3 separate regions of the Mus musculus genome follow, and all the other regions are linked to region 3. A link is a loop called in an ENCODE intact Hi-C map of the cell type or tissue named here. Cell type or tissue: heart. All regions are shown on one strand.

Region 1 (2,500 bases), 81 kb after region 3:
ATCTAATGCCCTCTTCTGGCATGTCTGAAGAGAGCAGTAGTATACTCATATAAATAAAATAAATAAATCTTTAAAAAAAAAAAAAAAACAAAAAATAAAAAAAACAGGTGTTGGCTCATGCCTTTAATCCCAGCACCTGGGAGTCAGAGAGAGGTAGATCTGAGTTCAAGGCCAGCCTGTTTTACAGAGTGAGTTCCAGGACAACCAAGGTTACACAGAGAAACCCTGTCTTTAAAAAAAAAAAAAAAAAAAAATCACATAGGAAACCTAAGTGGAGATGGGTAAAATCTATTTTAAGATAATTTTCATAATTAAATTGCAAATATAACTGTACTTGCTTATATTCAAGAAACTTAACCTTTAAGCTGAGTAAGCTAGCTATAAGAGGAAACGTGTATAAAACATTAACATCATCATATCCTCATGACTGCAAAAAATACTAAGTATTCTCTAAATGAACATAAATAAGGAAATAAATCCTAAATCACAGGGACTGCAATAGTATTAAGAGCCACTCCCCAAAGATTGATCATTTGAAATCAATTTAACACAGGACATTTAAACAAGCACAATAAAGCAAAAGAATGATTAAACAAACACACATCGAAAACATGTTCTGAGCCAAGGGCCTTTTTTAGATGTTTAAACTCCTATATTCTACTCTCAATTACAGAATTTCCTTTTGCGTGGTTGTATAAGAAGGCTTTAGTGACTAAACATCTTCTATTCTATACTTCAACCTTGACAAAAGGATTATGAATCACCTCATCAACATACCTGAAGGTCTTGTTGGGCATCTCTGGACATTTTGCCCTGAGAAAATGACTTGCTCTGGCCATAGCCAAAAATCTGGTTTCCTGGCAACCTGTGATCCACATCACAGTATTCAATGCTTCTGTAATCAGTGTCTTGTTGGCCAAGAAAGTCCAAATCACCTTCTTCTTTAAACAGACCAGCATCTGAACTCTGTTGTTCACCTCCAGAAAGCTTTGGCTTATCTTGTTCTTGAACTGGACTTTGGCTGTTTTGAAAGTCTGATTGAGATTCATGTTCAAAAGTTCCACTTTGTGTTTCTCCTTCTCTTGTTTCTGAATGCTCAAATTCTCCCTTCTGAACACCAAAAGCAGGTCTTTCCATTGCATGGTCATGTATGGATTCTTCTCTCTTGTTCATATTCATACCAGAATGTTCTCTCTCTTGTGGAGAAGGCTGAATGTAATCCAAAACTTTTGGATCCATAGGAGGCATCTCCCTATCTTTAAATTCCATACAAGGTCCTACCTCTCTGCCCCGAAAATCTTGGTAAGTCCTAGTACGATGTCTACCTCTGAAATCCGAATGTGGTGTATCCCTGTTCCTAAAGTCTAGATCAGTAGTAGCTGAACCTCGGCCTCTAAAGTCCACCTGTGTTCCATCTTTATCCCTGAAGTCCAAATCAGATACATCTCTGTTCCTAAAATCAGAACGAGACTGATCTCTGGATCTAAAATCCAAATCTGATAAATCTCTTCCCCTAAAATCTGAATGGGATCCCTCTCGGCCTCTAAAATCTAAATCATATGTGCCCCGCCCCCTAAAGTCAGTTGGAGGGACATCTCTACTTCTAAAGTCAACAGTATGAGAATCCCTGTCTCTATAATTCATATGAGGTGTCTCCCTACCTCTATAATCCATAGGAGTACCATCTCCACCCCTGTAGTCCATAGGTGGTCCTTCTCTATCCCGAAAATCCCCAGAATGTATGTCCCTGTTCCTGAAGTCCAACTGTGCTGAATCTCTACTCTGGAAATCCGAAGATGAAAAATCTCCCCCTCTGAAATCGTGTCCAGGTCCCTCCCCTCCTTGATAGTCACCATGTGGTCCATCTCTACCTCCATAGCTGAAAGAATGCTCCTCTACATTTGCAAAGGGAGGTCCTGAATGCCCCTGGAAATCAAAGGGAAGTGAATCTCTGCCAGGAAAGTTGCCAGAGTGTCTCTCTTGAGCATGACTCTTAAGGGGAGGAGGAGGATAATCCCTGTTCCACCCGGGAGCAAACCTTTCTTCTTGGCTCCCACTGTAGAAACAAAGACAGGGTTATTCATATTGTCCAGAGAGTTTGAAATCTACACACCAGCATATTCTTCTCTAATCACAGCATATTCTTCTGTAAACATATTTTGGGGGGCAGAGTTCTGTAACAAGGTCCTAGATCTGCAGAAAACAGCAAGTTTTGCTATTTTAAGATGAGGTGTCCGAGTAAACTTTTATGCTCCCATTTCAGAACACGAGGTAAGTCAACACAAGGTTTTCAACATGACTGCTGCAGAAAAAGCTTTCACCCAGTCCTGCAACAGGGAAAATCCGCAATACCAGATAAGCTAACAAAGGTAACATACTACAAAAATTCCCAGTTTCTACAGCCAAGGAACTTAAAATTCCAAGGTCATTATGACAATTACTACACATGTGGAGTCAGGGGTAATCAGTGCAATTTTCTGTTTGGTTGTTTGGTTTTTCT
Region 2 (2,500 bases), 290 kb after region 3:
CACCTCAGCAGCTAGAGGGAGCTTCTCATAACATAAGACTCCCCAGCCTCAGACTTCCAAAGCTGTCCGTGGATGGTTTGCACCTTGTGTGGCCTGTAAAAGCCTCAGACTGGCCTCTCTCCCCAGTGTCCTGCCTCAGACTTGACCTCTCAGCCTGTCTGTAGGCCACAGTGGGATGCTTCCGAGTTTTGTTGTTGCTAATTTTTTTTTGTTTGTTTTGGTTTTTTTTGTTTTTTGTTTTTTTTCGAGACAGGGTTTCTCTGTGTAGCCCTGGCTGTCCTGGAACTCACTCTGTAGACCAGGCTGGCCTCGAACTCAGAAATCCGCCTGCCTCTGCCTCCCAAGTGCTGGGATTAAAGGCGTGAGCCACCACGCCTGGCTCGTTGTTGCTAATTTTTAACACAGTGTTTTTGGATTTTATCCTTTTACTTGTATGAGTGTTTCCTGTACATGCACGGCGTGCATGCCCAATGGCACAGAGATCAGAAGGTGCTGAGTTCCCTGACACTGGAGATGCATTGTGAGCTGCTATGTGGGAGGAAGCAAACCTGGCCCTCTGCAACAGTAACAAGTGCTCACAATTGCTGAGCCAACTCTCAGGCCCTGTGCGTTGCTTTTTAAAGTAAGGGTCTCACTATATAGTCCTGGCTGACCTGGAACTCACTATGTAGACCAGGTTGGCCTTGAACTAATGGAGATCTTCCTGCCTCTACCCTCCTGAGTGCTGGGATTAACAGTGTGTGCCATCACAACCTGCCTATATTTGCCATTCTTGCCCTTGAGTTCACAGTACCACAGGCTCTTTGCACTGGAAGTGAACTGTGTTCATCAGTGAAGGCTGCTCAGACAGCACTCAACTCCCCTTACAGGATCCTAATCCTGTGCTGACATATCTATTCCATCAGGGCATGCCGAGCCAGTCTCTTGTGCCCGAGGAAGGCACTGCTGGCTAAACAGGAGATCAGATACAGCCTAGCAGGTCACCCTGTCTCAACAGTTAAGAGAGTCTTGGGCACCCTCTGGTGGACACAGGATGGCTCAGCACCACAGCACAGGAGACTCAGAGAGTGCTCCTACCCAGCCTCCACTCACCTTTAAGGGTCTTTCGAAGGTGTGAGAGGAGGCCCCCAAGGCGCTGAAGGTCAAAGTAGTCCACCTTGCCATTATAGAAGATCTGGGGCGGGATGTAAGCCTCTGCAAGGAGTCAGGGATGGAGACTCAGCAGGAGAGCTCTCAGAGCCATATGCTTCCCTCTAGCCCAGGCCTCCTTGGCTCTCCCACTCCTTGTGTTTTAGGTTAATGCCAACAACTGTAGAACTTGGGGTGGAGGGAATTCTTGGCAGCTGGTTACTCAAGAGAACAGAAGGACAAACCATGAGACATCCTCCAACCCAGAGTGAATATCCTGTCTCCTACTGACTCCTGGGGACACTGTATGCCCAAACACAGGAGCCCCAGTAACCCAATCAAGGCAGTTGTACAAAGGACTGCACAGAGATCTGGGTACCAGGTCTGAGGAGCGAAGCCTGGACAATGGAGGCCCAAGGCCCCTGAGTGTGGGGCTCTTGAAATGGACTTAACTGGGCAGAAGGCCCAGTAGCCCCCACAACCAGCTCACCTCTCTACAACCCCAGGGGCTCCCCCAGGCTGCTTCAACCCAGCCTTGCCAACCCGGGTCTGCTGTTTCTTACCCTCACTGAAGGAAGCACGGGGGTTGGAAGCTTTGTATTCATCCCAATAGAAGCGCAAGGCAGACACCAGCCGGTGTAGGAAGCAGACCATGTACTCAGGGGGGCAGAGCACGGGTGTGTTCTAGGGGCATATGACAGAAAACATGTTCTGGTGCCATCCCAGAGCCCAGCTCACTCCTCATTCAAGGACATGCCCTAGGATCCCAGGAGGGAAAGGCAGCAGAGGACAGAGGCAGGTGAGACAGACAGGTGTGTGGCAGGCTGAGGTGGCGGATGCCCAGGCTGCAGCCCTGCAACCCAGCCAGGAGCCCACAGGAGCCACCCTGGAGGGTACCTACCCCCCGGCCGCTGGCATTCTCCTGCAGGAACTTTCGGAATTTTGTCAGAAAGATGTACCTAGAAGCTTCACCCTTCAAGGGATGGGAAAACAAGGCTGAGCTGAGCTGAGGATTCCGCACCTTACCCTGCGCCCTGCCACAGGAACATAAACCCGCCCTGCTATCTGGGCTCAGAGCCCCAAACTGCATACCTCCAAGCCGCAGACCCACATAGGTGTCTTAGGTCACTTACCCCATTGTCATCTTTATTGTCCAACAGCAGCTTCAGGATCTGGACCTGCAGTTCTTCCACCACTGGGATGGGAAAAGGAATATGGCCCTTAGGCTCCCAGGACAGGTAGCAGGCAGAAATTTTGTCAGACCTCCAGCACCTGGGTACCCCAAGCCTACCCTAGGTATGGTTGCCAACTGTTCCTCTTACGTATACACACAAATCCATCTCCCTACCCAAGGCCTGAGGCAGGGGGCTGA
Region 3 (2,500 bases):
TCATCCAACTGTCTTCGTTAATATAAAATTCAACACTAAAATTGTAACACGATCTCAAATTTTTCTGACAAAAACTTAGAAGCTGGAATGCTGATCTGATTGAAATTTACATATATAACACATCGCCTGATCTCAATTTATTTCAGTAAGACAAGACCAAACCTTGACTCGGCTTAATATCTGTGTATCAATAACACCTATGTCTTGGACCAGCCCTGATCGACAACAGGCCACCGAGTGACCCACAGCCTTTCCCCGGCCGATTGGCCGTAATAAAACATCACACAGCTATGATGCCTGTGATGTCCCAGAAACTATAGTTACTGCCATTTCTAGAATCTGGTCTTTTAAAGCAAGCACTTAACAAACATTCGTTGACTTAAAAAATAAGAGACATCTAGTGGGTCAAGTTCCGGGGTCGAACGGCTACGGCTGTCCCTTGTTTTCGCCCGAGATGCCCGCACCCACCTCCCAGGGAGGTTGCCCATGCCCACCTCCGCGGGGTATCGCAGCCGAGATGGCGGCGCAACTGAATCCGGCATTCAGTCCATCTTTCTTATCTTCCATCCATCCCTCCCCACACCCATTCCCAACCACCTTTCGCACAGCGAGATTCAGTTGGAGACTCAGGGCGATGATGGCTTAAGAGACTGCCAGGCGCTCCACAGCTCCGCACGACAGGGGATTCGGGACAACGTCCCAGCAAGAGACAAACAACTCCAAAGAGGCGGGTCGAGGACCGGGCTAGGGGGCAACCTATGAAAGCCAGCAGAGCCAGAGGCGAGGAGGGGCGCGGCCCTCAAGCGCTTGCTTAGTTTAGTCTCTTCAAAGACTCGGCTGAGCGGTCACCTCTGGCGGCTGACAGGCAGACTTAAGGGACAGCACCAATTGCAAAATCACTGGGGTGTAATGGACGGCAGCCGCACTCACCCCCACAGAGGGAACAAAGCAGGAGCAGTAGCGGCTCTGCGCCCCAGAACCTCCTACAAGGTTCGGCCGCTCCACAAAATGGCGTCTCCACCGACCGTCTTCTCCTACCCACAGTCCCTCGCGCGTCGACCTTCCCCCACCTCCCATCCTACCCGCCTCTCCAGAGGCGTCCAATCAGCGAGGGTGCCGGTCTGCGCGAGGGCTGCCGGGAAGTGTGGTCGCCCAGGCAGCCTGTCACTATACCCTGCGTTAATTTTTTTGCGTATTTCATCTGCTCCATGACAAAGCTGCCATTCAGCTTCTGAGAACCCGGATGTGAACTTTACCAGCGCTTGACACACTGTAAAACGTATAATCCAGTTCGTAGAGAAGGCATACTACGGATTACTTCCCTAGTCGTTTTACAAACATACAGAGCTAATAATTCGGTAAACTGGAAACTGAACTAGCTTGTTTTCAGAAGCCATGCCAGCACTAGAATATGAACTCCAGAACAATAGGGATATTTTGTTGTAAGACCCTGCCACAAGCAAACAAAACAACAATAAAACCAAGCCTGTGAGATAGCCTCATCAGGTAAGGCTTACTGCCAAGCCTAAAACCCTGAGTTCCATCCCTGCAATTCACAGGATGGAAAGAGAACCACGCATGAGAGTAGTCTTCTGATGTGGCAAACATGGATGTGTGTTCAAATACACCAACAATAAGTAAATGCAAAGCAGCCCAAATTCAAACCAAATCATCACCCAACTACACATTAAAAAAAAAAATCCAACAAAACAGACAAAACCCTAGAGGTTCCCCCCCCCCCTCTCTCTGCTTTTTGTGGAGATATTGTCATCCAGTTGCCATAACTTGTCCTCTGCATATGTAGTTATTAGGGAGCAGATTTCCCTCATTTTTTTTTTTAATTTTTCTTCCCTTCCCTCCCTTTTGTTTTCTTTAGAAAGGGTCTCTATAGTTCTGGTTAGCCTGGAATTCACAATGTAGACTGACCAAGATCCATCTCCTTAGTGTGGGACTGTTTCTGACCCTCCAGTTTTCACCTCCTTCTGGGATTACAAGTCTGATAAGAATAACGGTGTGCAGGAATTAGGGTGACTGAAACTGGCTAGAAATGCCTGATAACACAGCTGAAGGAACACATACTCAACATCTTTCTTTTGTATCTATGTATTCTCAGTATACAATTATGTAAATGTTAAGATATGCCCAATTATGGTTGAGTATATATAACACACTTAACCGCAGAAAATATACATTTGTCTGCAGATCATAGAAACCACTTATAGCAGGGTGTGGTGATCCATGCCTATAATCCCAGAGGTAATTGGATCTCTGAGTTCAAGGCCAGCCTGGTCTAAAAAGGTGAGTTCCAGGAAAGCCAGGGTGATATAAAGAACTCACTCACTGGTTGCTGGGATTAAAGGTGAGCCACCATGCTGCCAATTCAATTTTAAACTCAAAAGCTACTCCCCTATCCCTAGACAGATTCCATCCAGGGATGAATGGCATCCTCTCAATTGTGTCTGTCTGTTGAGTAGAATTGTTTTTGTGAGTAGATGGACTA

Evidence for each region. Hi-C counts contacts between places; a loop is a spot of excess contacts. Peaks named below come from ENCODE experiments on the same cell type or tissue, not always from the same donor. Only the 100,000 strongest peaks of a DNase experiment are listed, where the experiment ranks them.
Region 1: a loop joins it to region 3, with 2.0 times the contacts of the local background. A loop is called at or near these places in 3 of 42 quality-filtered maps.
Region 2: a loop joins it to region 3, with 2.3 times the contacts of the local background. A loop is called at or near these places in 2 of 42 quality-filtered maps.

Annotation. Positions count from the first base shown.
Region 1 is chr9:107,851,348-107,853,847 of GRCm38, forward strand. It overlaps Rbm6 (RNA binding motif protein 6), which reads right to left. Exons shown (of 21, transcript NM_011251.3): 3 at 778-2,056. Among named protein-coding and RNA genes, the nearest start is that of Rbm6, 20 kb to the right of the region's middle. In heart, no CTCF peak of the experiment used is centred here; no DNase peak of the experiment used is centred here.
Region 2 is chr9:108,064,594-108,067,093 of GRCm38, forward strand. Rnf123 (ring finger protein 123) reads right to left here. Exons shown (of 39, transcript NM_032543.2): 18 at 2,262-2,323; 19 at 2,030-2,101; 20 at 1,692-1,812; 21 at 1,093-1,194. Among named protein-coding and RNA genes, the nearest start is that of Amigo3, 13 kb to the left of the region's middle. In heart, a CTCF peak has its summit at 1,038 (motif pointing left); a DNase peak (open chromatin) is centred at 978.
Region 3 is chr9:107,769,955-107,772,454 of GRCm38, forward strand. It overlaps Rbm5 (RNA binding motif protein 5), which reads right to left and starts at 1,048. Exons shown (of 25, transcript NM_148930.3): 1 at 931-1,048. In heart, no CTCF peak of the experiment used is centred here; a DNase peak (open chromatin) is centred at 1,067; H3K4me3 peaks cover 1,705 bases; H3K27ac peaks cover 1,904 bases.